Regions from separate parts of the Homo sapiens genome. Here regions 2 and 3 are each linked to region 1. Evidence: chromatin loops called from intact Hi-C (ENCODE). Cell type or tissue: endothelial cell of umbilical vein. All regions are shown on one strand. Links, peaks and the distances in the headings refer to the core of each region. The heading gives the core; the rest is flanking DNA. Region 1 overlaps KIAA1755. Region 2 holds the start of LOC124904899 (a long non-coding RNA gene). Region 3 overlaps RPRD1B (regulation of nuclear pre-mRNA domain containing 1B).

The links. A loop is a pair of places that touch in the nucleus more often than their neighbours do. Peaks named below come from ENCODE experiments on the same cell type or tissue, not always from the same donor. Only the 100,000 strongest peaks of a DNase experiment are listed, where the experiment ranks them.
Region 2: it touches region 1 in a loop (8-fold over the local background); 10 of 110 quality-filtered maps call a loop at or near these places.
Region 3: it touches region 1 in a loop (8-fold over the local background); 41 of 110 quality-filtered maps call a loop at or near these places.

Annotation. Positions count from the first base shown.
Region 1 is chr20:38,215,794-38,226,445 of GRCh38, reverse strand. KIAA1755 reads left to right here. Exons shown (of 14, transcript NM_001029864.2): 8 at 665-781; 9 at 2,810-2,908; 10 at 3,849-3,997; 11 at 6,678-6,816; 12 at 8,080-8,202; 13 at 8,972-9,193. Among named protein-coding and RNA genes, the nearest start is that of KIAA1755, 40 kb to the left of the region's middle. RefSeq lists enhancers at 6,816-7,317, 7,732-8,931. In endothelial cell of umbilical vein, for the core only: CTCF peaks have their summits at 3,599 (motif pointing right) and 5,160 (motif pointing right); DNase peaks (open chromatin) are centred at 3,585 and 5,185.
Region 2 is chr20:38,108,141-38,118,792 of GRCh38, reverse strand. LOC124904899 (a long non-coding RNA gene) reads right to left here and starts at 8,775. Exons shown (of 2, transcript XR_007067580.1): 1 at 8,258-8,775; 2 at 3,915-4,173. RefSeq lists an enhancer at 6,241-6,740 and a silencer at 8,712-9,006. In endothelial cell of umbilical vein, for the core only: a CTCF peak has its summit at 5,177 (motif pointing left); a DNase peak (open chromatin) is centred at 5,152; H3K27ac peaks cover 424 bases.
Region 3 is chr20:38,067,238-38,077,889 of GRCh38, reverse strand. The region is part of intron 6 of RPRD1B (regulation of nuclear pre-mRNA domain containing 1B); the gene reads right to left. Among named protein-coding and RNA genes, the nearest start is that of RPRD1B, 39 kb to the right of the region's middle. RefSeq lists an enhancer at 4,416-4,525. In endothelial cell of umbilical vein, for the core only: a CTCF peak has its summit at 4,263 (motif pointing left); a DNase peak (open chromatin) is centred at 4,369; H3K27ac peaks cover 1,403 bases.

The DNA of each region.
Region 1 (10,652 bases), core at 2,232-7,231:
CCTGGGACTCTGAATTTCCAACATGTCCTAGGTGATGCCGGCGATGCTGGCCCATGGACCACACTTTGAGTAGCAGGAATATCAGGTGGGTCCAAAAAAACCACAGAATCCACCAAATCCCAAGCCTAGGTATCTGGAGCTATTCCCAGCATAAACCTCAAATTTCTCTGCCTGGCAGAAGCAGTCACCTAGTTCTTCCATGTCTTAGAGGACACTGTTGGGATTTAGTGACTTTTCTCACCAGCCCCAAGAAGGAAACAGCTCTTGGCTCCTCAGGGAACTGTGCAAAGATTACAAAGAAGTTTCATCACAAGGGCCAGCTTCCATCAGTTTGTATGATTGCCCGGAGAGCTGTACTGGGAAAGAGCCAAGCTCAGAGGGAACGAGTGCTATGATTGATTAATGATGTCTGCCTTGGGCACAAGCTAGGAGAGTGGCAGTATGAGTGCTGTTTATTTGCCATTCCCTAACCAGGGTCTGGTTCTGAATTTTGATTTGTCAGAGTTTCCAGAGAAGATTGGTTGCTGGCAAAGCAACTTTTAAAGCTGGAGTCAACCTTACTTGTGGGAAATGAACTGGTGCTGGGGCAGGGATCTGGGCAGGACCTTCTAAAATGACTGTCCTCACTTTGAGTCCCTGGTTCTCCTGATTCTTTGGTCTGCAGGTGGAGGTGCTGACCTCATTGAAGGCCCTCAGCCACCATGTGGACCCCAGCCAGCTGCCCGCAGTCCTGGAAGGCCCCTTCCCCTACTGCCACACCGAGTGGGTTCATTTCTTCCAGGTGTTTACCGTCACAGCCTTTAGCCCCTGACCCCCACTCCTTCTCTTCTTCTCTTCACTCTTCTGTCCCATGGATCCATCAACCCTGCTATGCTAAAAAATAAACGGTCACTCAACAAATGTTTACAGTGAAGGTACAGAGTCAAATGATTAAGAGCTCAGGCTCTGGGGCCAGGCTGCCTACATTGCAATCCCAGCTCTGCTGTGTGATTTTGGATAAGTTACTTACCTTCTCTGAGCCTTGGTTTCCTCATCAGCTAAACAGGGGATAATAATAGTACCTCCTCATGGGGTTTTTGTGAGGATTAATTTAGTTAATACGGGTAAAGAGCTAGGTCTATGTTAACTGAAAATAAATTTACAGGGCCGGGCGCTGTGATTCACACCTGTAATCCCAGCACTTTGGGAGGCCGAGATGGGTGGATCACATGAGGTGAGGAGTTTGAGACCAGCCTGGCCAACATGGTAAAACCTCATATCTACTAAAAATACAAGAAAGAAAAAGTTAGCCAGGCATGGTGGTATGCACCTGTAGTCCCAGCTACTCGGGAGGCTGAGGCATGAGAATTGCTTGAACCCAGGAGGCAGAGATTGCAGTGAGCCAAGATCACACCACTGCACTCCAGCCTAGGTGGCACAGTGAGACTCTGTCTCAAAAAGAATCTTAAAATAAAATAAAATAAATTTACAGGCACTTGCTCTATGGACCCACACAACTCAGGAAGCTCAGGGTCTGGTTCCCTCCTATAAGAGGGAGGAAATAAGGCAGCCGCCAGTGTTGGGCTCCTTTCCTGTGTAATCACAGTCCCTCCTCCCCACAACCCCAAGAGGGGGCATTTCATACCCAATTTAGTACACGAGGACACATAGGGCGAGGGTGCCTTTCGGTGGGCTTAAACCACACCGAAACCGATGCCCATCAATGCCCGCCCCGGGTCCTCTCTAGACCAGGGTTGCTCAACCTTAACCTATTCACATTTGGGGTTGAGCAATTCTGTTTTGTTGGGAGCTGTCTTGTGTATTGCGGCATGCTTGGTACCAGCCCTGGCTCTACCCACTGTTTGCACCCCACAAATTATGACAATTAAAAAAGTCTCCTGACATTGCTGAATGTCCCCGGGGGCAAAGTCACCCCTCATTGAGAACCGCCGGTCTATACTAACAGTGTAACATGGTGGCTTATTTACTTTTTGCCCAAGTGATCTTTTTAAAATTGTGTGTTTTTGAATAGGCAGTAAGTATATTCACATTTCAAATGGTCCAAAAAGATACCTACTGAACAATCTCCTTTTCCGCTTGTCCCCCAGGGTCCTAGCTTCCCTTTCCAGAGGCCTCCAATGAATCCACTGGTTTTTGAACTGTATTTTAGCTTTAAACCCTTTCCTTTACATGAAATCTTACCTGTAGACCCACTACATGGAAGTGAGAATGATGATAAACACAGTATGGGCTGGGCTCTGTTCTAAGTGCCTTGCATATATTAATGGGTTTAATCCTCACACAACCCTATAAGGCAGGAACTACTATGATCTCCATTTTAAAGAGGAGGAAGCAGAGACACAGAGAGGTTAAGTAACTTGCCCAAGGTCTCACAGCTTGTAAGTGATGGAGCTGGGCCGAAGTGGGACTCAGCTGAAAATGTTCCCCTAACTCTGCCCTCTTCCTTTCCTTACCAATCATGGTATCCCCACTGGCCTGGGAGTCGCTCAGGCCTGTCTCCTTTCTTCTCCCTCACTCATACTCAACACCAGTGGTTCTCAAAGTGTGGTTCCCCAGGCCAGCAGCATCAGCAACACCTGGGAACTTGTTAGAAATGCACTTTCTACCATGCCTCGCCCCAGAGGAACTGAAGCAGAACCTCAGGAGCAGAGCCCAGAGCCTGTGTTTTAACCAGCTCTCCAGATGCTTCTGATGCACCTGGAGTTGGAGAGCCACTGCCTCCCACCTCCCCTCTGTGCTCCTGAGATGCAAGAGGCATCCTCCTGGTTGGCCTGGGCTGACACCTGCCCTTTGGTCCTCTGTCCTGCAGAAGCTGGACCCTTTCCTTGCTGACCTCCACCAGGCCTCTTCCCTGCTACAAGCTTCCATCGAGGAATTCGAGAAGGCCGACCCCCCTGGGGGGATGCAGGTGAGCCTGGAGCATGGTGACTGGGGAAGCTACATCACACCCCAGACCCCATGGACCAAGGGCTTCGAGAAGGGGACGGCCTGGGGAAAAGGGGGAGGACATTATTCCTGTTTTTCATCATTCATTTGACTCATATTTGAGGGGCACCCACTTTGTACCCTGCACTGGAGACCAGCCTGGAGCAAACTGACTTATCCCTGCCCTCTTGGGGCTCGTGGTGCTGTGGCAGAGGTGGTAGTTTAAAAAGCAAACTATTATAAATGGGTATGTCATTCCAAATTGTGTCAAGTCCTGTGGAAGTAAGATTGGGAATAATGAGGGAGGGAGGAGGGCCTCTCTGAAGAGCTGGAGTTTAAGTTGAGGCTTGAAGTTTGAGAAGGAGCCTGCCTTTGTGGGGGGCTGTGCTCCAGGCAGGGGGCAAACACATGTGAAGGCCCTGAGGTGGGATTATACCTGGGGTGTTCAGGAGTAGCAAGGAGGCCAGTGTGGAGCAGAATGAGTGGGAAAGAAGCATGAGTGGAGCTTCTAGATGCAGCAGGAGCTGGACCAAGGAAGAGTTGGGCTGGGATTCAGTTCGAAGCCTGCAGGGAAAGCCACTGGAGAGTTTTAAACCAGGGGTTATCAGATTTGCACTTTGAGATCCGTTCAACTGCCATGTGGAGAACAGACTGTAGGGGGAGCCAGAGGGCAGCAGGGAGATCAGCGAAGAGGCTGGAATGGGTGTCCCAGCAAGAGATGCTGGAGGGTGGACCAATGAGGTTGCCGTGGTGACGAGAGGGGACATGGCTAGAGGGGATGTTTTAGAGACAGAAATGACAGACTTTCTGGAGGACCTTGAATGCCAAACTGGGAGTTGGACTTGATCTGGGTGTGGGGAGCCTTGGAAGGTTGCAGAGGGAGAGTGGGGATGGGGCCTCAGGGCACCTCCCTACGCTGGCAGGAGGCTACCAGGTGCCTGAGCAAGTCCAAGGAGCTGATGGAGGCTGTGCTGAGGGACCCCGGCCTACTGGGCCTCCAGCGGGAAGGTGGAGCCACCCTGGCCAGGCTGCAGCATGATGCCAGCAGGCTGGACTTCAGCCCTGATGTCAGGTACAGACGTCCAGGCCTTTCCTCTTCCACCCCATCCTGTTTCTGGCCCAGGAGCTTGGAGCTGGGACCACACCACCTAGGGCACACATAGCTGAGCCCCGAGGGCGCCCAGCTTTGCAGTAGTTGCAGGGCCTGTATCCCAGGCTGACGCCTGGTCACAGAAACCTGCCCTGAGCCCTGGCAATTTCCTCGCCCCTTCTCTGCTTTCCCTCCTTCAGCCCCAGCCATCTTGAGCCTGGGATGGGCATCAGAGGATGTCGCCTACCCATTTCTGGTCACCCTTTTGGAAAAGCACTTTCTCTGACCCACACACCACGCTGAACCCCTGCAAGAGCCTGCCTCATTTATTTCTGGCAAGAACCCTGTGAGGTCCACATTGTCCATTTGGCTGATGGGTAACTGAGGCTCAGCGAAGGGAAATAGCAGCTAGACAGCGGCTGGTAAGGGATTTGAAGCCAGGCCTTCTGGGCATTTAACCCCTACCCGGCCCTGCCTTTCCCGGTAGGCTGCTCAGACACACTTGTGAGAACCTCATGGTGTCTCAGGGGTCTCAGAGCCAGAATAAATTATAGACATTCCTGGAAAGTCCCAGCTTTCTTAAATTTAGGGGGTGGGGAAAAGTCAGTCATTAAATTGGTCAGTAATTGCAAGTATTTTCACCCTCTTAGAACACAGCTACTTATATTCAAAGTCAAGGGCTGGTATGCATGAGCTTTTAAGAACATTTTGTTTACAGAACCAAGACCTAAATAGCACTTTGTATGTGTCCAGCATTTTTCTCAGGGATTTACAAATACCAGCTCACTTAATTCACTCCGAGGTAGCTGCAGATATTATGCCTATTTTACAGTGGAGGAACCTGAGGCTCAGAGAAGGTAAGTGATTAGTCCAGGGTCACATAGCTGGGATGTGGTGGGGCCCGGACTTGAATCCAGGCAGTCTGGTCCCAGAATCTTGAACACACCACCCAGAGCTGCACTAGACTTGAGAGCAGGCTTACACAGATGGACGCACGGGCAGCACTGGTATGGGGTCATCTCCCTGCCCCTCAGTGCCTGGTGGGGGTTGGCACTGCCTTTCTCAGCCTCTTCCACCCTTACCTGCCCCACCAGCCCAGGCCCCTCCTGTCCATCCGAGGCCCCGCAGACCCGCAGCTACCAGCATCTCCAGCAGGGGTCACTGTGGTCCCACATGAGCTGCTGTGGGCGTTTGTTCTGCAGCGGGTCCCTGCAGCCCCTAGGCTGTCCCCGTCCCTCCGTCCCTCCCTCTCCAGGCAGGCAGAGATTTTCTATCCTATTCACGCACCCTGGGCCACACCTCTTCCCTGCAAGGGTGGCAACCCGTGGGGAGCTGCAGTCAGATGGGGAGGCTGAGGTAGAGCAAAGCACCCTCCAGGAAGTCAAAAGCTTTTCTTCCATCTTCTCTCTTCCATTTTCCCTCTGAAGGCAGAGGAGGGCAGAGCAGGGTTGGAGATTCCTCCCTTCACACAAATATCACCATGCCTGAAATCCCATCCACACTTCTTCCTTAGTGACTTGTGGCTTTGAGCATTTTTTAAAATTATGTGCAGAAACAGCCCTGGGTGGGGTTCCAACTCAGGTTGTCATCTGCAAGTCGATTCCCCTCCCTTGACCTCAGTTTTCCCATCTGTGAAATGGAGGCAGGGCCGGCAGGCATGTTGCAGCTACTTCCCACCATTGCAATAGAAATAGCACGGACCTGACAAACATCGTGCGCTGGGCACTGTGTTAAGTGTTTTGCACGCATGAGCGCTGGTTCTCTGCCCTGGCTGTCCCTGGAACCGCCTGAGGTGCTTTAGAAAGCATCAGTGTCTCAGCCGGGCGTGGTGGCTTATGCCTATAATGCCAGCACTTTTGGAGGCTGAGGCAGACAGATCACCTGAAGTCAGGAGTTCAAGACCAGCCTGGCCAATATGTGAAACCCTGTCTCTACTAAAAATACAAAAATTAGCCCGGCATGGTGGTGCGTGCCTGTAATCCCAGCTACCCAGGAGGCTGAGGCAGGAGAATCGTTGGAACCCAGGAGGCAGAGGTTGCAGTGAATGGAGATCGCGCCACTGCACTCTAGCCTGGGTGACCAGCCTGGGTGACAGAGTGAGACTCCGTCTCAAAAAAAAAAAAAAAAAAAAAAGGGAAACATCAGTGTGTTGGTTGCACTCAGAGTCTGACTTTGTTGGCCTGGGGCAGGGCACTAAGATTTGTTAAAGCTCCCAGGGCAGGTTATAATGTATAGCTAGAGTTGAGGGCCAGGGCGTTAGATCATTTAATCCTTACAACCATGCTATGAAGTGGGTTCTGTGATTATCTCCACCTCACAGAATAAAAAGCAGAGACATAGAAAGGTTGAGAAATTTGCACAGAGCCTCCTACTAGAAGGCAGCAGAGCTGGGCTTTGAACCCAGATCTGTCCGGCCAGCTTCATTCCCTTCTAGGGAAGGGGGAGGGTCAGTTCACTTCCTACTGTGTTCTCTTGTCCTCCCAGTCCCATGGAAGACCAAGGCTGAGGCCCTTGGTGAAGGGCCTGCCCACAGTCACACAGCAAGTTAGCTGGAAACCCAGGCTGGGGCCACAGAGATGGAGGGGCAGGCCTATGCGGGACAGAAGTACAGCAGGGTGAAGAGGGCAACAGAGGCCTTTTCTCACCTCCGCCCACCTCCCAGGAGCCATCTGGCTGCAGCCACTGCCTTGTACAGCCTTGTGGACGAGCAGCTTCATGTTCTGGTCACCGCTTCCAACAGCCTCCTGGGGAAGCTGGAGCTCCGTGTCCGCCTGGGCCGCCTGGAAGCTGCCATTCACCAGGTGAAAGGGGTGTCTGGCTTGGGGTGTGGGGGTTCTGCCTGGCCACATTCCACAGGAAAGCCCCGACTCTGGGCCCGTCCCTAGTCAGGTGCTTTGTTCTGGAGAAAGGACACCAAGCTGGCGATCCTTCAAAGGCCAGGCAGGCATCCTTGGGGCGTAGCACATGACCTGGTGCTCAATAAGTGCTCAGTGGGTGAAAACATAGCCCCAAGAGCTGCACTTATTGAGCGCCAACTCTGTGCCAAGCCCTGGGCCAGAGCCGTTGTGAACATCATTGCTTTCTGAACTCATGGGGAAGGTGCTAGGATTTCATCCACTGCACAGATGAGGAAACTGAGGCTGGGAGACATTATGTTACCTGCTTGTGGTTGCATATCTCGGGGTCTGATTCTGGAACCTGCACCTGGTGTGGCTTCATCTGACTGCCGGTGCCGAGAACCAACACATTCCTGTCAGCCTGGAGCTGTGGGGCACGGCACACTCCTGCATCAGACAGCCCTGGTTCATTCCTGGCTCCAGCACTTACTCGTGGTGTGGCCCTGGACAAGATGTTTAACTCTTCAGTGCTTCAGTATCTTCATTTGTTGAATGGGGGGTAATATCAGTACGTGCTACATTGGATCTGTGAAGATAAAGTGAGTGAATAGGCTCTTTAAGATGCCCCAGAATAAGAAAGGAACTTCCACTCGGGGTTGAGAGCCATTATATACCCTCTATCCCTCATTGAATCTTCATGTCTACCCCATTTTACCACTGAGTAAACTGAGGCCCAGAAAGGGGGAGTGGCTTACCATGTTCACATGGTGAGTTCCCAGCAGGCCCATGGACTTTCCTCTGCAGCCTGCAGCTTCTTCTCCAGCACTGTTTGCATGTGCACGCGCACACAAACACACACACACACCCGAACAGGGAGCTCATCACCCCTGAGGCCACCCCTTTTATGATCCGGCGTCTCTGAGTGGTTAGAGTAGCCTGAAGTTCACCACCCTGTGCCTTCATTCAGATAACTGTGCACTGAGGGCGTTGGCCAGGCCAGATGCCCTCCAGGGTCCCGCTTTGAAGAACATGACCACACACTCCCCCTCCCCAAGTCATTTCTTCCCACGCCCAGAATTGGGAGAATTTCAGTCCAAGCCAGTGGTCACAGGCCTAGCCACTGAATGAGTGAAGACAGAAGACCTCAGCCTGCAAGGAAGTGGGGGAGCTGGACAAGGGAGGTCTCCTAGCAGCCCCTCATGTCCAAATCTGCCTCTCCTGCCCCAGGTCAGCGACTGGATGGAGCAGGAAGGAAGGCGGTGCCTGCAATCACTGACCCCCAAGGATGGAAGTTTGGAGACAGTGGAGAAAGCCCACGCAGAATTTGAGAACTTCTTCCTCCAGGCTGCAGTGCGTTCCAGACAACAGAGGAGCAGGACTGGAGCAGATGGAGAGGGCGTTAGAGGGGGTGGCACTGCCAGGGCAAAGCTGTGGAGGTGGGAAAGAGCAAGAAAAGTTCCAGAGACAGTGAGGGAACCAGCTTGGATTGCAGAGTTCAGCTGAGATGTTATCTCCCCCAGAGATTCTTACCAGATGGCCAAGCCCAAAGAATATTCTGAATCCCCCAGAGGGTTTCTTAAAATGCAGTTTCCAGGGCCCCATCCTAGACCTAATAACTCAGCCTCACAGAGCCGGGGGTTGGAGGGCAGGGAAGCTGCATCAACGTGATGCGATGTGACAAGGCTCTGGACCACAGGGTGATTCAGCCCCGTATCAGCGCTCAGGAATTCTCAGGCCAGTGGGGAGCGGGGGCGGGGGCGGGGACAAACAGGGAAGCGCACAGTAAGGGAGAATGTGGGGACTCAGAGCAGGAGCCTTTGGAGTCAGAGAAGTTTTCCAGAAGGAACATCTAAGCAGAGCCCGGCTAGGCAAAGTGAACTGCCATGGCGAGGGCCTGGAGACTTCCAGAAGCGTGATAACTGCTCTTAATTGTTCAACCCTCACCAGGAGCTAAGCCCTGTGAGGTGGGTGCTATTAGGGTCCCCATTCTACAGATGAGGAAACTGAAGCTCAGGAAGTCTCCTGGCTCGCCAGCAAGGCAGCTGGAGGTTGCTGACCTCCGAGGGAGGCCCCAGCCAAGGTGGGTGCTGAGTGGGCGCCCCCTCCTCTCCCCTCTCAGGCCCAGTACCGCCGAGGCCTGGAGCTGTCCAAGCAGGCCGCTCAGCTGGGAGCTACAGCCAGAGGGGCTGGGGAGGCAGAACGTGCAGAGTTCCCAGAGCTGGCAGCCTTTGCCTCTACCCAGCGGGCCTTCCAGGCTGAGCTGACCCACTTTTACATGGCGGCCGAGCGGCAACGCACGGACCTCGAGACGCTGCTCCACCTGCACCGCTTCTGCAAGAGGGTGAGCCCCGCGGCCCACCTGCACAGATACCCCCCGATCCCCTGGCTGGGGCTATGGTGGGGACAGGGATACCTAGACACAGCCCCATGGCCTGACTGCATAGACACCGCCCCCATCCCTTGGATACCTAGACACAGCCCCCCCCCACCCACTTGCACAGACACCACCCCCATCCCCTGGCTGGGGGCACAGCAGGGACAGGGATACCCAGACACAGTCGGAGGCTCATCGTGATTCACTCCCCAAGTCTTGTAACAGGAAAAAAACAGAGGAAGGGGAAGAGCTGAGATTTGAACATAGATGTGTCTGTGGTACCCCGTGACATGCCTTATATGCTTCCCCAAAGAGAAGAGAAATGACGACAGATCCCTTCACCAAGCAGGCTTGACCATGGTGAGGATGAGGGGTTGTTGGGAGGGGAGTGCACATTTCTGAGTGTGTACACCATGCCAGACCTCCTGTGAGCACTTCACACACCTTACTTGACTTCATTCTTATCCATACCTCTTTGATGACAGGGAACCAATGTTGTTCCCATTTTACAGATGAGAAAACTGCCCAAAGAGGGCAGTGGTGAAGGATGATTTGATTTAGGAGCTGCCACCTGTCCTAAATTCATGTAGCCAAATCTCTCTTTAAAAAAAAATTATGGGAAAACTGAGGTCTGTGGGGACAAAGGAGCAGCCTGGGAGAGTGTGGTCCAGCTGGGACAGGGACCCCCATGGCTGGCCCAGACCCAGTGCCCTTGGCTGCCCCTTGCACTTGTCACCAAGGACAAAGCATGAGAAAGACCTGACCCCAGCCTCCCAGCTGTCAGGCCAGCCCCACGTGCAGGCCACAGCGATCACAGGCTGCTTCAGAGGGCAGCAGGAGGGACTCTGGTCAACTCACGCCTGGGGCCCTGGGAGGACAGGGCACTCTCTGTCTCCTTGGGACAGTGGGCAAGGGAGGCAGATGTTGGCAGTGGCAGCAAAGGGCTCCCCCAGTTCCAGCTGTGTACAGTTAAGAGCACGATACAGGCGGAATCCGAGCCTTGGAGTCTGGGGCTTCATGTCCTTGCGTGAGCTCTGTGACCTCAACCACAGTCTTCACTGCTCTAGGCCTCAGCTCTTTGCTAAGACCATAGTTAATGGCCGTGTAGTTCTTATGACAAGCCAGGCCCTGTTCTAGTCATTTCACGTATCATTTTATTGTCGCCCCGATCCTATGAGACAGGTACTACTATTATGCCCATTTCCACCTAAGGAAACAGAGAGGTCAGATAACTCACCCAGGGTCACACAGCTAACTGAGTGGGCAGAGATTCAAACCCAGACCATCTGGCTCTACTGCCAGCCTTACCAGCTAATGACAGATTTCAATGGAAGTAACCCCTGGCACAGGGCTTTGTTCAAATTCAGAATTGTTATTAACATCAATATTATTATTATCATTAAGAGGAGGAAGAAGAGGAGTAGTG
Region 2 (10,652 bases), core at 2,131-7,130, 110 kb after region 1:
ATCGAATGGTGCAGCTGTTTTGGCAACAGTTCGGCAGTTCTTCAAAAGGTTAAACATAGAGCTACCATTTTACCTATCAATCCCATTCCTGGTGGAATTACAGAATAAAAAACATATGCCCACATAAAAGTTGTACACAAATATTCACAGGAGCCAAAAAGTAGAAACAACCCAAGTGTCTATCAATGGATGATAGTAAACATCCATTCTTTGAATGCAGTGAATAAAGGAGTAAACAAAATACAGTATATTCATGCAATGGAATATTATTCTGCAATAAAAAGGAATAAAGTACTGATATATGCTACAACATGGATGAAACATGAAAACTTTATTGTAAATGAAAAATGCCAGTCACAAAAGACTGCATATTGTACGATTTCATTTATATGAAATGTTCAGAATAAATAAACAGATAGAAGATAGATTAGTGGTTGCTTGTGGCTGTGGTGGTGGGAGAGGCAGGAGGATAAGGAATGACTTAATGAGTAGTTTTCTTTTAGGATGATGAAAATGTTCTAAAATTAAATTATGGTGATGGTCACACGACTCTTAAGTATACTTAAAACCATTGAATTGTACACTTCAAACAGGCGGACTTCACGATATATGAATTATATCTCAATAGAGCAGTTTAAAATAAAAAGACAGTCCATGCCTTTATTCATGCTGTTTTCCTACTTGAATTGCCCCTACCTTCTCCTATGTCTTTGGATGTCCAAAAGTAACAGATTTCTAAGGCCTGACTCAAATGCCATTACAGATTTCCTTAATATGTTCCAATCAGAAAAAATTTTTCTCTCCTCTGAACTCCCACGCCAATTCACCGTTCATTCACTCAGAGATTATTTAAAAGGCACCAATCATGTGCCTGGCATTTTTGACATTTTACATGATTACTTAAGGGCCCATTCATCTCTGCTACTCTACTACAAACTTTGAGAAGAAGATTGTATCTTACCTCCTGCTTACTCAGAACCCAGCAATGTGACCAGCACACAGCTGGCATTCAAAGAAGGTATGTGGAATTCATTCTAAATATCCTTTTTCTCATATCAGCCTCCCCCCGGGAAACAGGTCCTCCATGGAAGGTTCCAGGCCTGATTCATTATTGCATGCCCTAGAGAACAGCCTAGAACTTAATAGAAGTTTGTTTGTTTCTTTGTTTTTTGAGTAAACACAAAATGATTAAATGATGATGGCTTTAGTTTCTACCATGACTGTCCAGTCAAAGGTTTTAAAAGGAGATGAGACTTACCTCCAGATTTGGGAGGATGGGTACAGATAAGTGAGGATTAGCAATCTAGATGGGGCACCGCAGGAAGGAAGGCATGTTACCTTACAAATATCTACTGGGAACAGAAACCATGAAAAGTACCAGCAGAATTAAAAGAGAACCAAATACTGATGGTTGCACAACATTATGAATGTATTTAGTACCACTGAACTGTAAACTTAAAAATGGTTAAGATGGTAAACTTTATGTTACATATTTTTGCAACAATTTTAATAACTGAAAAAATAGAGAAACCCAAATAGAACTTCTAGAAATGAAAAATACAATAACTGAAACATAGAAGTCGATGGTTGGGTTTGATAGAAGATTAAACAGAGCTAAAGAAAAACACGAGTGAGGCAGAAGATAAATGATCCAGAATATAGTACAGAGAAGTAGATAGGTGTTAAACATAAAAGAGAAGTTGGGAGACATGGAAGAGAGGCTGAAAATATCTGACATCTATTTAATAGCAGTTTCAGAAAAATACAAGAGAGAAAATGGGGCAGACACACTAACTGAAGAAATAATGACAGAGAACTTTCCAAAACTGATGAGAGGTACTAATCCACAAATTCAAAAATCCCAACAAATCTCAAGGAAAGTGATAAGAATAAATCCACGTCTAGACATCACAGTGAAGGAGAAAAACATCACAGACAAAGAGAAAAATCTAAGGAGCAACCAGAAAATAAGAAAAATAACCTTCAAAGAAATGACAGAGTGATGAAGACTTCTCAACAGCAACAACAGAGCCAGGTGATAGTAACATGATACATTCAATGTGCTGAAAGAAATTAACTACCCAACTAAAATTCCATGCTCATCAATATGTACTTCAAGAATATGGGTTAAATAAAAGCATGCTCAGACAAAAAAGAATAGAGCACATTCTGCTTGTTGAAACTTGTTACAGTGTACACTTTATGTAGAAGAAATACGAACACTGATGGAAGGCTTGAGATGAAAGGAGAAGTGAAGAACAAAGAAATGATCAATCCATCTGCCAGTCTAGCTGAGCACTGACTACATAAAACAATAACATTAATGTCTTGTAGAGTTTATCTTTTTTAAAAAAATAATTAGAATACACCAAAACCATGGAGTATATGTCAAATTAGAGTAGCAGTGTTCTAAGGCCTGGAAGAAGAGCAATGGTACTGATTATATTTAGACTTCAGTAAGTTAAATATTCATGTTGTAATTTCAATGATAACATTAAAAGAATAAAAACAGTGCATAATCCCCAAACTAGTGGAGAGGGGAAATAGAACGCAAAAGTAATCAGTTCAAAATGGGAAGGAAGGAAGGAAGGGAGAAAGGGAGGAGGCGGTAAGAAGAAAGGAAGGAAGGAGGAAGGGAGGGAGGGAGGGACAGAGGGAGGGGAGGGGAGAAATCACAAAATAAGCTAGTGGGTTTGCACCCATATACATTGATAAATTATATTAAATATCAAAAGACCAAATGCTCCAGTTAAAAGATGAATATTCATGAAGATTAATTAAAGAGAAATGGCACAAAAATATTAGAAATAAAAAATGAACATCACTACAGATGCTGCCAACATTAAAGAAAAAAGAGGCTATTTTGAAAAATTTTGATCCAATAAATTTGAAATTTTAAGTGAAATAAGCAACATACTAGAAGGTATAACATTCCAATTTTGATTTAAGACAAAATAAAAAACCCTAGATAGTCCTTTAACAATTAAATAAATTGAATCAGTTGTTAAAACCCTTCCAGTAAGAAAACTTCAACCTCAGATGGCTTCATTGGTAAGTGCTATCTAACATTCATCTTTGATAATCTCTTCCAGAGAATAGAAAAAGAGTGAATAAACTCCAATTCATTGTATGAGGCTGAACTACCTCGGAGGCTGAGGTGGCGGTATCCCTTGAGCCCAAGAGTTCAAGGCTGCAGTGAGCTATGATCAAGCCACTGCACTCCAGCTTGAGTGACAGAGAATGAGATCCTGTCTCTTAAAAAATGAATAAATAAAAAATGAATATTAGCCTCCCAAAATTCAACATTATTAAAAAATACCACAACCCCCTAGAATTCATTCTTCTCCCTGCAGCCAGAGGGAGTTTCTCAAACATAAATCCAATCATGCATGCCCTTGCCTAGCCATTCAATGTCTCCCTGTTGTCCTTACTATGAGCTGCATGGTCTGGCGCACTCCTGCCTCTCTCTGTCAGTTCCCCAGTCACCCATTCTGCTGTAACCAAACTGGACTTTTTTGATTTCTCAAAATATCCCAAACTCTTTCCCTCTTCAGGGCTTTTGCACAAAGCTATTCTGTGGTGTTCTACTTATTTCTTATACTCTAAAAGTTAGAGACATAACATAGTAATTTATTGCTGGGGATGGTGGCTCACGCCTGTAATCCCAGCACTTTGGGAGGCCGAGGCAGGCAGATCACTTGAGGTTGGGAGTTCGAGACCAACCTGACTAACATGGAAAAACCCCGTCTCTAATAAAAATTCAAAAATTAGCCAGGCATGGTGGCGGGCGCCTGTAGTCCCAGCTACTCGGGAGGCTGAGGCAGGAGAATTGCTTGAACCTGGGAGGTGGAGGTTGCAGTGAGCCGATATCACACCACTGCACTCCCGCCTGGGTGATAGAGTGAGACCCCATCTCAAAAACAAAAACAAAACAGTAATTTATTATGTTTCCGGGGTTGACTGTGCCCAGTTGAGTGTTTCTTTCTGCAGCTGCAGTCAGATGGGGGCTAGGGCTGCAGTCATCTGAAGGCTCGAGGGCTGGATGGAAGACAGCGCATTCATATGGTGGGCAGTTGACGCTTGCTGTTGGCTGAGAGCCCAGTTACATGGTTGGCCACTCCATGTGGCTTAGAATTCTCCCAGCATGGCAGCTGGATTCCAAGAGGAAGTGGCCTAAGAAACAGAGTCCGAAGAACCCAGAAGCAAAAGCTACTGGAGTAATTAAAGGTTACATCCAGAAATAACACAGCATCACTCCTGCCTTATTCCATTGGTCAAAGCAATCACAGGTCCCACCCAGAATCAAGGCTGGAGAAATAGACTCCATCTCTTGCTGAAGGAGTGGTGAGTCACACTGCATAAGAGTGAATGTGATGGGAGATACTGCTCAAGCCATCTTTGGAAAATGCAGTTTGCCATAGCTAGTCTCTTCTTGTCATTTATGCCTGCCCTTAAATGTTTCATGACTTTCCCTGTCCACCCTATCAAGGGTAGTCACTATGTCATGTCACTCTATTTTAATTTTTGTCATAGCCCGTATTATCATCTGGCATTATGTGATATCATTGTATAATATTTGCCTTCCTACAGCTGAACCTAAGCTCCTTGAGAGTTGGGACTTTGTCTTGCTCAGTGCTATGTTGCTCCTTCCTCATGAGGGCAGGGCGTATGGTAGGTGCCCAGAGACTTACTGAATTATTGAATGAAGCTTCTGGGGGAAGGTTTGCACTCGGCAGGCAGGAAGCTCTTTTGAACATCCAGGGATGAACCTCGTGAGAACAGGCTACTGCACATGTCATTGAGTTCCCTATTACTGGCAGGGTTCATGCAGGGACAGGATGGGCTGCCTCCAGGAGTGCCAGAGAAAGAACCTGGACTCAGAGGGAGAGGCTGGTCCTTCCCCATGCTGGACCTCAGCTCTTCTCACCTTGGGAGCCAGCCTCTCTTCTTACCTTTGGCTCCTCTTCAAGTCAACCTGATCCCTCTGGTTTCTGGGGATAATGAGCCAGGATTTATGGCTCCACTTCAATCCCTAATATTGTCACTGTCCATTCAACCTCCCCTAGGCTCTGCTTTCGCAGAAAACCCACAACGGTTATTTCTCCTCCCTTTCCCCTAACCCCGCCCCACCAGGCTTATCTTCCTATTTCAAGTTTTCTGGCAGAGAACACGGCTCCCCCATGTGGTGGGCATTGGGCTGGAGGCCTCTCCACACACAAACTTGAGGGAGGTCACTCTGTTAGAAGCCTCCAAAGGCGCCCCATTGCCTAGAGGAATGTTTTCTCCATACCACAGGCCCTTTGATTAAAGCGAATCCTTCCTTGAACCACCACAACCACCACCACCACCACACTGAGCTCTCACTGTGTGCCTGGCACTGTGTTCTGAGCTTTGCCTGTTTGACCTCACTGAATTCTCCATAATTCCTCAGGAGACAGGGGTTATTATTGGCTCCTCAGGTCACACGGTATGGGGACTTGGGACTGGAACATTCTCTGTTCAGACCACACATTTGTGAAACACTGTGAAACATTGTACCCGATCCCCTAATGGCATAGCACAGAGTAGTAGAGCTGCTTTCGGTGGAGCGGGGAGTAGGGGGGTCAGGAGCCCTGCCTCCTCAACTCTCCCACCTTCTTCCTCGAAGCAGCTCCCCCAAACCACTGAGGCACCACATCCATCATGCTCCCCATGGTGGGGCCAAGGAAGCAGAGCGGATGATCAGGTGGACTCTGGAGTCAGAGAGCTCTGTGCGTTCCAGCTGCACAAACCTGGGCCTCGGTTTCCTCCTGCAGCATGGCGCTGATGGGCATGCCTACTTTGGGAGGGTTACCATGAGGATTAAACAAGATGGGGATGGCACCCAGGAGGTGCGCCTTGCCTGTGGGCCTGGTTTATCAGCAGTCTCTGGGGTTTAGGGGAGCTCCTCAACACCTCCCTCTGGACTCAAAACCATAGGCCCAGGGTCGGGAGCTGAGGAGTCAAGGCAGCCCTGACCCCTGCCAGGAACACAGGCCGATCAGCTGTGCCGGCTCTACTTGCAGCTGGTGCATCGCGGGCAGATGCAGGGAGGCAAAGCTGCTAATGAATCAGTCAGTTTCCAGAATGTCCCTCCTCCCCCACCCCCCGCCCCCCACAACAGAATGCTCCTGCCCTGACAGGTGCCACAGGAGGGCTGAGGCCCAGCTGGCAGCAGACCCAAACGTTGGTTGAACCACTGGGTAACTCTGTAATGAACGGTCCCCCAAGCTGGAGGCACTAACCTTGCTGCCCACCTGAAAGTCTGGGCTCTGGGGTTAACCCTTCCCTTCCCAGCCCCAGCCCCAAGAGCTCAGCTCGTGGCAGAAGGGCTGCACTGATTACCCATTGCTGCTGAACTAATGACCCAAAAACTTAGCAGCTGGAACTAATAGTGGTTTCTCTGTTTCTGTGGCTTCGCTGGGTGGTTCGGACTCAAGGGTTTTCACGAGGTGTTGGCCTTGGTTGTGGTCATCTTAAGGCTCGGCTGGTGGAGGGTCCAATTCCAAACTCATTTACTACCTGTTGGCAGGCCTCAGAAGAGCTATCTCCAAGATCATCTGTATGAGTTCAAGGTTACAGTGAGCTATGACCGTGCCACTGCAGCCTGGATGACAGAGTAAGAAGAAAGAAGAGAAGAGAGAAAGAAAGGCAGAGGAAGGAAGGAAGGATGGAAGGAAGGAAGGAAGGAAAGAAGGGAGGGAAGGAAGGAAAGAAGGAAAGAAGGAAGGAAGGAGGGAGGGAGGGAGGAAGGAAGGGGAAACATCTGTTGAATTGAAAAAAAGATTTAAGTCCTTGTGCAGCTGATAAAACTACAACTTTGAAACATAAATTCGTTGGAATCACAGAACTCCGGGGCTCAAAGGGGACTCAGAAACCATCCAGCCAAACTGATTTTCTCATTTTCAGAGGAGGAAACTGAGGCCCACAGACAGGAAGGACTACCCAGGCTGCAGTAAGTAAGGACAGAGATGAGAGGCCTCTGGGGTGACCCCTCACCTGCTGTTTTCCGTCAGTCACAAGCCCCATCTACCTTCTGTCACCACCTAACCTTCACCACTGGCATTTGACAAATGCTAACAGGTCACTCCATCAGCCATCGGCACAAATGCTGGAAGTCACTGGGAGGCCTCCTTTCTGGTAAATTATTTTCTCAGTTTTGGAAATACCTAAAGATGCACAATCAGTCTAGAAAATAGGCCGGATGCCGTGGCTCAAGCCTATAATCTCAACACTTTGAGAGGCCGAGGCAGGAGAATTGCTTGAGGGCAAGAGTTTGAGACCAGTCTGGGCAACATACAAAGACCCTATCTCTACAAAAAATGTGAAAATTAGCTGGGCATGGTGGTGCTTGCCTGTACTCCCAGCTACTCAGGAGACCAAGGCCAGAGGATTGCTTGAGCCCAGGAGTTTGTGGTTACAGTGGCCTATGATCATACCACTACACACTACACTCTAGCCTAGGTAACAGAGTGAGACCCTGTCTCTTAAATTAAAAAAAAAAAAAAGAAAAGAAAGAAGGAAAGAAAGAAAACAATCATTTACCCCAAATCAAGAACCAGCTCTGCTTTGGAAAATTCTCCACTGTGGGTTTCTCCCAGGTGGAGGCCTAAACTGGTTGAGCTGGCAGGGGCCAGAGACACACTAGGCTAATTCCAGAAGGGGTAACAGGCCAGAGAGGGACAGAGACTTTCCTGAGGTCACACAGGTCATCAGTGTCAGGGCTGGGACCAGAACCAAGGCCCCTTCACCCTCAGGCCAATGGCTCCACACAAGGCTGCAGGTGGCAGGCCAGGATGAACTTGAAGAAAGCTACAGACTGTGACCCAAGGCTAACAGATTCTTCTTATAACAAGGGGTTCTTACTGAGACCGCGGTCAGCTGCGCAGACTCCTGCCCTAGATACTCAGCAGAGAGTAACTCTACTTGCAAAAGTGGCAAACTGGTGTTCCAACAAGATCCAAATTAGTTTCCAACATTTAAAATCGAGAGATTCTTACATACAAATCTAGGTTTTCAGCTTCCTTTTAGAAAAATCGGACAATCTGGCGATGCAATCCGGCATGCCAACACCTGGTTGACCTGAGCAGTGGCCGTCTGCAGAGGCAGGCACACCATCTGTCTCTCCTGTCCAAGTGGGCCAAATTCCCTCCTCCTCACTGCCTTCTCAGCCTTTGTAGGCATTGAAGGTTGCAGCCCCTCTTCTACTTAAGTTTGCAGAATACCCTCTATAACATACTTCTCAGGTAAGTGGCTTCTTTTGCTGCCTCCAGGGACCAGGAGTTCACTACCAGTCTGTTCCATTGTTGGCCGGGTAGATGATGGTGGGGGGAGCTTGACTGGAACCACAGCATCTCTGAAACCGTGTATAACAGGTCATGCTATAATGTAATCCCAGAGCCTAATAAACTTTATTGCCTCATAACCAGAACTCTCTGTGCTTGTTTTGGCTGAGGAGATAAGAAATCTACCACTAGGAATGACTTTACAGACTTGCAGGCCATTCAAATAAAGTCCAGACACCACTGCATTCCGGGTAAACTAGGGGCCAGGTCTGGATGGCCTTTTTGAGGTTTCAAAGGCAACTATGGCAAATATCAAGAGAGTTTGGAGGTCCTACCTACTTTGGGTTCTTAAGCAATGACAGCTCTCATATAAATTACTTTCCCATGACTCAGGCCAGGCTGAGCTGACTCCTGACCTTGCCAGGAGCTGTCATCACCATCCCTGTGTCATAATCCATGGGAGGAAGCGGGGAGGGTCTCATAGCAATGTCAGGCCACTGAGCACTTCATCAGGAGGCGGCCTGGGAAATTTGAGCAGACACTCTTTATAAAGTTCTTGGCAAGCTTCAAAGTTTGGAATGTTAAAATAGCAATGGCTTTGTTCCTACCACACTTATCAGCAGTCCAATCTCAAAGCCAACAGAAATATTAGTCTGGACCATTGGATCTGGGAGGGGCCTTACATGCTTCATCTCATCCCATTCTGCACCTTAACCAAGAAGCTCCTTACAGCACCCCAGCCGAGAAGGGTCAGCCAGCCTCGGTGGGGCCAACATGTCTTCCTGGTCATGGGGCAGAAGCCCTCCCCACTGGAACATCCGTCTCTTGCCCCAGTTTTAACCTCAAGGCAAGAACCATTTTTATGCTCCATCTTCATCCAGAGCCATTGAGTCCCACTGTCCTTGCTTTTTCTTCACTTACAGGTTAAACTGTTCCCCATCATCCATTCCTTCCTGGGAGAACTTGATTTTGAGGCCTGGCCACCCTCCTGCAATTGGCCAGGGTCCTTCTCCAGGATCTTCTTACAACAGCTGTGACCTTAAGCGGACACAGTTCATACTCCAGGACCTCCTGATTGGGTCCAGCTGTGCCCCATCTCAGGCTGTCACTCTCTGAGTTTACACAGATTGTTCTGTATCAGCAAACAACTTGTATTGATTTGGCAGATATATAGCTTGTTACTTGAGCAATAGCAATTCATGAAGTCCCCATAACCTTATGAGATAGAGCCTATTATTATCCTTCCCAGTGTACAGATGATGAAACCAAGACACAGGGAAGTGAAGTCACTTGGCCAAAGAGCAGGTTAGGTAATGAGATCCAGACTTAAACTCAGATCATGGGGGTCTGGAGCTGCTGCCTGTAAGCATCCCAGTGCTGTCTCTCATTGCAGCTGTTCATGTTAAACATGGGGAGAAGGCTTCCAGGGAGATGCGGAAATACTTAGGCCTTCTTGATACGTCAGCCCCATGCCAAGCAGTGATTTGTCCCAAGTCACCCAGTTCTGCAGTGATGGAGTTGGGACTTCAACTGGGTTCCAAATTCAGGGCTCTTTGCCCAAGACAAGAGCATGTGAGTGGACTAATCTGATTTAATTGAAGTAGAAACAAATCCTCCAGGGTAGCAATGTCACAGAGATCCTATCCAGGGAAGCAGAATGCATGTAACCTGGCTTTGAGCCCGGATGCAGATCTGACAGGCCACAATGACACAGTGGGCCCCTGGGCCAAGGAGAGGAGAACTGCCCAATCTAAGTATCTGAGAGTTTGAAATAGCACATGTTAGGAAATACACAGAAACCTCATTAATTCAGAACCCAATAACTCAGAAGCCATCATGATCTCTGCGGGCTGAAGTGCATATCACATTAATCTGGAGATCGGCAAACTCTTTCTTGTAAGGGGACAGATAGTAAAGATGTTGGGAAAGGCAGACACAGGCTGCCGGCCCTTGTGTGGTTGCATAAGAGCCTGCCTCTGGCCTGGAATATTTCCATACAGGAAAGTAAAGAACCCTCAAAGCCTGTGCTGGGTATATCACCTCTCTTGGAAATGTCTTTTCCTGTTCTGGCCTTGATGTATACTTTTTTTTTTTTTTTTGAGACAGAGTCTTGATCTGTCACCCAGGCTGGAGTGCAATGGCGCAATATCGGCTCACTGCAACCTCCGCCTCCCGGGTTCCAGCGATTCTCCTGCCTCAGCCTCCCAAGTTGCTGGGATTACAGGCACCTGCCACCACGCCCGGCTAATTTTTGTATTTTTAATTTTTTTAGTAGAGATGGGGTTTCACCATGTCAGCCAGGCTGATCTCGAACTCCTGACCTCAGGTGATCCACCCCCACCTTGGCCT
Region 3 (10,652 bases), core at 1,917-6,916, 150 kb after region 1:
GGCCCATATTCGAAGAACTAGGAATAATGAGAAGCTACTTAAATGTTTAAACAGGGGAATGACATGCTCAGAGCTGCATTCTGAACACATCATAGGGCTGCCATGTGAAGAATGGATTATAGGGCCTAAGAGCAGATGTAGATGATCAGTCATGAGGCTACTGCAAGGATCCAGGGGGGACAGATGATGACAGAGTGGACTAAGGTGATGGAAGTGGAGACAAAGACGCAGAGAAGGGAGGCAGATTCATGAAAAATTGAGAGGGAGCAAAAACCACACTGGCGTAGCACCTACTCAGCTATGGAAGATGGTGGTGGGAGGTCAACCTGGCAGAGGCATAGCAGAGGAACTGAGGGAGAGGCTGTGACAAGGAGGCCAAAGCAACAGATTTGGGAGCTGAAAAAAATCAGGAGAAACACTGGATGAGGCCTAGTGTCTGATTTTGATGGATGGCACTGCCACTCTCCAAGCCAAGGAAAGAGAAGGAAAGGAGAGGTGAGAAGGAAGGAGACAGTCTGTCGCAGCCATACTGTCTGAGGTGTCTGTGGAAATGAGATACATGAGTCTGAAGTACATGGAAGAGGTCTGACCTAGAGATCTAGAGGTAGGCCATCAACATCCAGTTGGTAACTGAAGCCAGCCTAAGTATAAAGCACTCAAGGAAAAGGTCCAGGCCTGGTGCAGTGGCTCATGTCTGTAATCCCAGCGCTTTGGGAGGCTGAGGCGGGTGGATCTCCTGAGGTCATGAGTTCAAGACTCGCCTGGTCAACATGGTGAAACCCCGTCTCTACTAAAAATACAAAAATTAGCTGGGTGTGGTGGTGGGTGCCTGTAATCCCAACTACTCAGGAGGCTGAGGCAGAAGAATTGCTTGAAGTCAGGAGGTGGGAGGTTGCAGTGAGTCCAGATCGCACCACTGCACTACAGCCTGGGCAACAGCGAGACTCCATCTCAAAAAAAAAAAAAAAAAAAAAAAAAAAAAAGGTCCAGAATGAGAAAAGGCTAAAGGAATGGCAACATTTACAATAAAGGCATGGAGAAAAGCTTATTGAAGGATGAAAAAGCAGAAGAACCAGCAGAGGGTGGTACACAGAAACCAGAAATGCAAATACATTGTAATACAGTAATATTAAATGCTGCAGACAGGGCCAAAAAGAGAAAGGGAGCCAAGAGGCAGAGACTAAGAAGTACCTTTTGGGTTTTGAGATTAGACCACTGGGGGCAGGGGTGGGGGGAAGGGGGGAAATTCTGAAGACAGCCACTTGGGTGGAATGTAGACATGCATGCCAAGCTGCAACAGGCTGAGAAGCAGAGGCAGCAAGGGAAGTGGATATGGTGGTAGTTATAAAGGGAGGGTGGTGCAGAGGGTATGCTCATGTGAATGTGATGATTTCTTTTAAACACTGGAGAGACAAAGCATGCTACATGCTGAGGACCTTCAGCTAGTTTACTGGAGACTTCTCATGTGGGCAGGAAAATAAATTGGCCCTAAAGGTCCCATGTGACGAGGGAAGGTGGAAGCTAACAACTTCAGATTAGTTAAGGTGTTGGAATCTGTTGTCCCAGGAAGGTAAAGTGTTACTTTATCAATGAAAAGTCACATCAAAGATAAAACGCTGGGAGGACCACTGGCTTCAATGGAAAAAGCCAAAAAGAACCTGAAATATGCAAAGCAGATCATCATCACTGCACCATAATTGGGGTAAATGGTATCTTAAAGGGAACAATTCCTACTGAGTCTATGCCCCACAGAACAGACACACTGTGAGCAAAAGGAAAGGACTGGGAAAAGGACATCATGAGTAAAAGTAGGATTTGTCCATTCATAATTACTGTCCAAACCCCAATAATTCTCAGAAAGGCTGCTGGTAAATTTTTGTTGAGTTGAAGTTTGCGAAGTTATTGTGCTTGAAATTCTCAAAGTAGCTACTGGCAGAATTAGGCAAAGAGAGCTAATCATACTTCTTCCTACAGATGTTTAAAGATAAAGGACCTCAATAAGGAAAAAAACAAATAAGGAGGCTTGCACAGCCATCATGACAGCTGGCTAGTACCATCCTCTTCACATAAAGCATGCCATATCTTTGGGGCTCATGGCTTTCATCTGCAAAGGTTTCACTTGACTCCTGATTATAACCAGAATACTTTGCCCTGATCTCAGAAAATGACTCTTTCTGATCTATTTCAAGTCTAACATTTTAGAGACAGAAAAACAAAGTCAGAGATTAACTTCCAAGATTGCAAAGTATGCCACAATCCAATTTTAACTTTCTTCAGAATCCCAATTTTAAGTGGGAGTAGAAGGCCCACCTTAACAGTAGTAAGAACATTCATAAAGACTAAAATAGAACCTTGCTCAAAATAACTTGCACCCACTAGGTCAAACAGGCAGCTCAAATTTCTGCAATCTGAACCTTGCTCTCAATATTATGCTCACTCAAGTCAATGTTATAGTAGAAGTATGTGCTATTTTCACACAGCTATCTCAAATGTAAACAAGATCATTTAAAAGCCAGAAGAGAGCTCCATTAGTCTAATTAAACTATTCTGTGTTTACTCCTTCATAAAACAAAAGACTAATCCTTAACTTGTATAGAGGTTTATACAAAATAAGCTCAATGAAGTCCTAGACTGGTTAAGATGCTTTGGAAAAGACAAGAACTCCTACAGCAGGAACGCATTCTGGTGGCAGAGACCGTGAAATGTATATGACCTTCAGTATACTTAAAAGACAAGCAGACATCTGCACATATACATAGAACCACTTCTAGAAATCTACAGGAAGAAAATAATCCAAACACTGAAAGTTAGCCTAAAGCTAAGAGACAGAGACAGAAACATACAAGTGCTCAATACAAATAATCATTGACTATCCAACCACAGGTATTCAAGCAATCATTTACAATGTTTATAAAGTTTTTATTTACAAGGAAAAATAATCATGTTAAGAAAAAAGCATGACAGAAAATTATCTGCAAGTTATCATTCAGTTTAATTTTAAACTAAGAGGAAAAGGAAATACGCAAAAATTAAAAATAGTTATCTCTGGGTAATGAGACTAATTTTATTCTTTATACTTATTTGCTAAGTTTCCTCTGATGTATTACTTTTACAATCAAAAAAAGAAAACAAAAACAAAAACAAAAACCCTGAGTACTAGTTGAACCAGAGTGAATGTTCTGGCAGGCAGGAGTAATAAGAGGCCCAGGTGCTGTTTTAACTTCATATTATATGCATTCCATAAATATGAAAAATTAGTGCTACATATACCAGCTGAAACTCAGTGGCACTGTTCCATCAAGCAGGGGTTACACTGCCCACAGAAGTTGGGCTACAAATATGAAAACGGTACTATGGCTAAAGGCATGAATTCTTGCTGGGAAAGCCTTAAAACCGTGTCACTTTTTCAATGTAAAGTCTCAAAGTCTCAAATGTTGGCAAATCATGTTCTTAAGTCACTAAGTATGTGAAGTACATTATAATGTGGCATTATTTTCCTGGAGTGAAAAATAAGTATCATAGGTTTCACATTGTAATAAAGAAACACACACACACCCAACAGATAAAAGCTCCAGCTATAAACTGGGCCTAAGCAGTAGGGTCAGTAGACTAAAATGAATAAAAGAAATCCAAGGAACTCCAAATCACTCACAGAAGCCCACACATTAACTCAATAAAAGTCCTCACATATTGGAGGGAAACTGGCGGAAAAAAAGAAAATAAAAGAAAAGTAAAAAGAAAGAAAACTCCCACATCAAAGTAGGGGATGGAAAGGCAAGGGAGAGCAGTAAGCACACTACGGCCTGCTTCGTGGGAAGGTACTGAGTGCAAGGCCCCGTAATTACTTGGCAACAGAATGACCTGTTTTAACAACTATTCTAACAACCTGGGTGCTGACAGAGCTGCCAGCCTAGGGAGGACAGACTTGAATACTACAGAAGGGCAGTGAGTTTAGAGGACTGAGAGGAGGGGGCCGGCACTAGGCAGGGCCTCTCAGCTCCCAGGAGAACACAGTGGATGATCACTGTAGTTAGGAGTCAGAAGATCCAGGTACTGGTCCTCACTGGCTTCCTCTGTGACCCTGAAGTGTTCACATAAACCCAAGGGCTCTTACCTAAAATGACAATTAGATCACCGGCTCCCATCTGTCCTTACCATGATAGGACACTGAGATACTGGCTTTGATCATCATAGGAAAGACGAATTTACTCCAAAGTTGACAAAAAAGGAGCTCTCTATCTCCCCCTACTGCCTGGCCTAATATTGAAACAAAAGCTTCTAACCATCTGCACCCTGCAGGGAGGTGCTGCCAAAAACAACAATCTGCCATCATTTTGGTTGAGCACCCCTTCAACTGTAGCCAAAGAATTTCTCAAGTTGTTATAACCACAATCAAACAGAAATATGAAGAGTCATAAGGCAATGTTGGATTCTGAACCATTTCCCCCTTCCCAGCTGTGTTGTCTGAAGTCAGAGGCTCTACTCCTGAGTAGTCATTACAGCCAAGGGGGAGGTGCCAAGCGAGGAGAAACACCAGCAGCTTTAAGTTCATGAGCCAATTTCTCCCCTCCTATCAGAGCAAGAGCGTGAGCAGGGGTACAGCGAGGCAGGTACTTAGAACCTTGGTGGCAGAGTAGGTTCTTTCACACTTAGAATGCTTTCATGCAATCATTTTATGACCCCACATAAAATGTCATTTCTCTACAACAAGATTCTTGGGAACTGTTTAAATGATTAAACTTTGGCTACTATTCTGTGTAAGATGTCTTCCTGCTGTTGATGTTGCAGAATCAAAATTCTGAAATCAAAACAAAAGTACAAATCTGATGAAGTTACCAGATGTCTGCCTTGGACTCTATGCTGGTCTGCAGCTACCTCTCTCTCTAGGTTTCTTCACCAATTCAGAAGTCTGATTATATGATCTCTAAGGTTCTGTCCAGCTCAATAATCCTGCTAATCACTTTACTTAGATATCCAGGCCTCTATGTGTCACTTTACTTTGTAAAGCTGCTGTTGTGACTGTGCCCTGGTGACTCCATTGAGTCCATACACAAAATACTCATATCTTCTAGAGGTGGGGGTTAACATTATTGAAAGGTGATACCACTGCCCTCCATCTGTGGTCCCAAAACCTAGACAGGGCCTTTATAATATCAAATGCATCAGTAAATGACACTCTCCTAGAGTGCTTTTTAAAATTCTGCAGCAGAAATTGAAGACTTAAATAAATGTGAAGACATCCCCTGTTCATGAGCTGAAACACTTAAGACTGCTAAAATCGCAATACTCCCCAAAGTGACCCGCAGACTCAATGCATTCCCTAGTAAAACTTCAATTACCTTTTTTGCAGAAATGGAAAAGGTGATTGTTAAATTCATAGGGAATTGCAAGCGATCCTAAATAGCCAAAACAATACTGAAAAAGAACTCTGAGGACTCATACTTACTGATTTTAAAACTTACTACAAAACTACAGTGATGGAGATAGTGTGGTATGAGCATAGGATAGACATATACATTAATGGAATAGAATTGAGAATCCAGAAATAAACCAATACATCTGTGGCCAATTGATTTTTGACAAGGGTGCTGGGCATTCAGGTGGAGGAAAAGAGTAGTCTCTTCAACAAATGGTGCTGGGACAAATGGATATCTACAGGCAAAAGAATGAAGTTGGTCCCCCCCTACATCACACCACATACAAAAACTAACTCAAAACAGATTAAGAACGTAAATTTAAGACATAAAATTATAAAACTTCTAGAAGAAAACACAGAAAAAAATTGTCATGACCTGGGATTGGCAACAGATTATTACATGTGACACCAAAAGCATGAGCAACAACCACAAAAATAGATAAATTGGAACTCATAAAAATAAAAAACTTTTGCACATCAAAGGATATTACCTAGAAAGTGAAAAGACAACTTATAGGAGAAAATAGTTGCAAATCATTTATGTGATAAAGGTATATTATCCACAATATATAAAGAACTTTTACAACTCAAAAAAAGCAAATAACCCAATTTGAAAATGGGCAAAGGAATTGAACACACATTTCTCCAAAGATAAACAGCCGACAAGCATACTGAAAGATGATCAGTATCGTTAGTAATTAGCAAAATGCAAATCAAAATCACAATGAGATAAACCTGCACATGTAGGTTGTCGAAAATAAAGAGACAATAACAAATGTTGATGAGGATGTGGAGAAACTGGAACCCACGCACATTGCTAGTGGGGATGTAAAATGATGTAGCTGCTGTGGAAAACAGTCTGATGGTTCCTCAAAATGTTACATAGAATTACCATATGACCCAGCAATTCCACTCCTAGATTTATACATAACCAAGAGAAATGAAAAGATATGGCCACACAAAAACCTCCACATGACTGTTTATAGCAACACTATTCATAAGAGCCAAAAGGTGGCAACAACTCAAATGTCCATAGACAGGTTATAAACTGTGTCACATCCATACAACAGATTAGTGTTCTACCATAAAAGAGATGAAGTACTGATATATGCTACAACATGGGATGAATCTTGAAAACATCGTGCCGAAAGAAGCCAGACACAATTATGTTTTGGAACTTGATACAATACTGTGAACGTACTAAATGCCACCAAAATGTGTGCACTTTGAAGTGCATGGTTAATTTACGTTATATGAATTTCACCTCAACTAAAACAATAAATCTGCAGCTTGGAACAAATTTCTCAAGAGCTCTTCCCTGTGTGGCATATCATCTTTGTGTGTGTGCACCATGTGGCATGTGGGTCAACACAGGACTATCTGCTTTCAGTTCTAGATCGCTGACAGTCAGACACCATGATCTGAATAAAATTCACAGTTAAGGCCAGGCATGGAGGCGCATGCCTGTAATTCCAACACTTTGGGAGGCCAAGGCAGGTGGATCACCTGAGATCAGGAGTTCGAGACCAGCCTGCCCAACATGGCAAAACCCCATCTCTACTAAAAATACAAAAATTAGCTGGGTGTGGTGGCATGCGCCTGTAGTCCCAGCTACTCGGGAGGCTGAGGCACGAGAATCGCTTGAACCCGGGAGGCAGTGAGCTCAGATTGCTCTACTGCACTCTAGCCCTGGGCAACAGAGCAAGAGTCTGTCTCAAAAAAAAAAAAAAAAAAATCACAGTTAAGAAGGGAAAACTGCAGGTTCCTGACCTTTTTTCTTTCCTTAATACTTGTACAAATAGGTTTCTTTCTCACACACACACTCTTCCACATGCACTGATCATGCTAACAGAACATGTCTGTATCATGCTTTATTCACGCTGACAAGACAGGAACCCTATCCAACCCACTCACGCTATGTCTTATGAGCTTTGAGCAGACATCTGGGAGTAATGTAGTCACCTCTGTCAACCACAAACAAAGCTTCTCTTTGCTCTGGAAGTGAAGCTGGAAGGCTTTTCTGGTATCTTTGGCCTTTGCCTTTCTGAATGGGCTTTCTTCTATACCCTCCACATTCTCTAACCTCCTCTTTGGGCTGCCATTTGTGCTTCCTTCCACGTGCCTTCTCCATTTCTAGGTTTTCTCATGTTCATGACAAAAACATTACCCACAGATTTTCAGCAGCATTCCTTCCACCCTTGCCTGGTGTTTAAGGGCCAACATCATAGGCCAAAGTCAATCATGACACCCTGAAGCAAAAGTCAAAAACAAACAAACAAAAAAAGATGATTATCTCAGAATAAAGCATAATTCTACTTAAAGGAAAAAAGAAAAGTAGTACAAAGGAGAAAACCTACAGAAACTTCTAAAAATGGTTACCTTTCCGTACTAACATATTCTTTACAACCAATCATTAAATCAGATTTGTTAAGCCACTTTTAATGCAACCTTAAAAAAAAACCCTTTTCTCTATAGAAAAAGGTTACATCAAGTGATGGATTTCACAGAACAAGTATTTACTGAGGAACAAATATGTTCCTGGCACTGTGAGAGCACTCAAAGAGTATACAGTCTAGCAAACTTTGGGAGACCTGCTGAAGGCATTACAGTTTCAGAAACTGTCCATGATTTGATAACTCTCACAATTTTAATAAGCATCTGATCAAATTATTATTAGCATCTTCATTTTTTTCTTGGTCTATTTCAAGGTAGACACAAGTGAGAATATTTTCCTTACTGACAACCTATCTTGAATTCTACCCTAACCCCTTGTTTGCTGCTATTTCCCCCTGACTAGAGCATAAGCCCTTTGAGGGGAGAAGTGCATCGTGCCCATCTTTGTACATCTGGCTGGCACAGGCTTTGCTGACTCCCTGAATGAATACGTAGCTTCTTAAAGAGCACAGACCTTAATCTCCCACTGGTGGTCTGCAGCACCTCCTTCCCACATCTGACTTTGTCTTTCTTCAGATACCTGTCTGGTCCAGTCTAACTGCTCCCCATTTATAAACATGCTTCTCTTCTTCAACTGCTAGTTCCTTTTACAAAAAGGTTTTATTGCCTGACAGGAAGTTTGGACTTACCTTAAACCACAATCAGAACCGCCAAATGCCTCCTTAATCTACATTATGTACGATCAAGTGGTTTGGTTTTATGTTCACCTGTGTTTTTTATACCAGAATATGATTTCCTCGAGGGAAGAAACACAATCTCCTACTTTGAGCCGTAATTCCCTCTCCTACATCCTAGGCTCTGAATCATCACACGCCCTATCCTGACATGCAGGAGCCACCGACATAAAATTCCCAAGTGAAAGAGAAAAAGATGCTTATTACATAAAGCAAGATACAAAGTTAAAAAGGAAAGCACAAAACCTAAGTATATTAGAGCTTTGGGATGAAAACAGACTCGCAAGCAAATAACTACTTCTCCAAAGAGTTCTGAGAATTTCATCTATGTATATCCTGAAGGCAATGAAAGGATTAAAAAATAAAATATTTAATTAGCATTCTGATTTGGAAGTTTTAAAACGGACTGGCTGTGTTACAAAAATGAATGTTAAAAAAGTGGGTAAACTTTATGTACTGCCCCATCACGCAGAGAGACTTTTGGACAATCTGAAGGAATTCACAGTATTCACGCATCTTTCAAGGGGCATACATTTATCAAGTTCGGCCACCACCATAGGGATGTGATGGGACAGGACCAGTCTATTACAGAATGTGAGAGAAAAATCTTAGGTTCAGGAGAGCAGACTGCCTAAATTTTTAGCAAGCGTGGATAAAGAAAAGAACTAAAACCATCTCTCAAATCTTATATTGTGAAGCGGCCAGATCACTTGACGTCAGGAGTTCAAGACCAGCCTGGCCAATATGGTGAAACTCTGTCTCTGCTAAAAACAAAAAAAATTAGCCGGGCGTGGTAGTACATGCCTATAATCTATAATCCCAGCTACTCAGGAGGCTGAGACGGGGGATTGGTTGAGCCTGGGAGGTGGAGGCTGCAGTGAGCTGAGATCACGTCACTGCACTCCAACCTGAGTGACAGAGCGAGACTCCATCTCAGAAAAAAACCTTATACTGTATCTAGTCATTTGCTTTCTTTAATGCAGCAAATCGGCTCTATTTTTTACAATAAATGGTTCTGCTCATGTGCCTCGGAGACATGGTTTGAGATAAGAACCTTCAGTTCAGACTCTGTACGTTGGTTCCAGTGGTGGGGCCTTTCTGTTCCGCTTCTTCAGCAATGGAATGCCAGCCCCATTCCACTGAATGAACCGCGCAGAGCAACGCAGACTGGAAAGTTACAGAACGCATCCAAAGCTCTAATCTGTTTCTCCACCTTAATGCCCTCTCGTGGCGTCCAGCAAACCACTAGTTCTACAAAAACCAGAATGATTCCCCAACAATATACAGAGCAGAGTGCAACTGTGGGGAGGGAAAACAGAACAAAGAGTTAACCAGCTCTACCAACCCGATCTCCTCAAAGACTCTGTCCTCTATGGTTGCTTGCCACGTTCTACCCAACAACAGCTGCTCATGATAATCAATGTCTGACAGATCAGAGAAAGCCCTTAATGTGTCGCCAAGGGGCAGTTCAACAGATGGCATGGTGACTTACAACCAGAATCATTAATTACACTCTCTTATTAGTCCCGGGGCACAGTGCTGAAAATGCTTCCTCAGTGAAAGATGAGCATTTCAGATAAATGACCGTCTGGTACTGCCTGTAAAACTCCCTTTAGGATCTCTGGTCAGTGCCGATGTCTAAATCTAAGCTGTAGGATTTTTACAGCCCTTTCCCATCTTCCACATTCAAGCAGGCTACGAATGTGAAGTTCCTGCTACCACTACGCAACACAGTTCCCAGAATCACTGCAGGTAAGGATACGGTAAAAAGTGCCTGCCACTCATTTCCCCTCAAGTCAGATGACCATGCTGAAAGGCAAATACAATGATCTCAGCCTCAGAGATAGCTCAATGTTCCCTCCTTCTGTGCCAGAGCACGTTTCCTGAGCATGGAGGTGACATGGCTCTCCCTGTCCCTTGTCTACTCTGAGTGGGATTTAAGAAGTATTTCTTGAAATACAACATGACTGGCTCTCTAACTCAGAAGTGTCCTCCTTCACAAAACCACTGGCTGCAACTCTTTTCCATATCTCTTAAAAAAAGAAGAGCAGACATTCCTGAAAAGGAAGTGCAGCAGCCCGGGGCAGCAAAGTTCCCAAAAATCCACA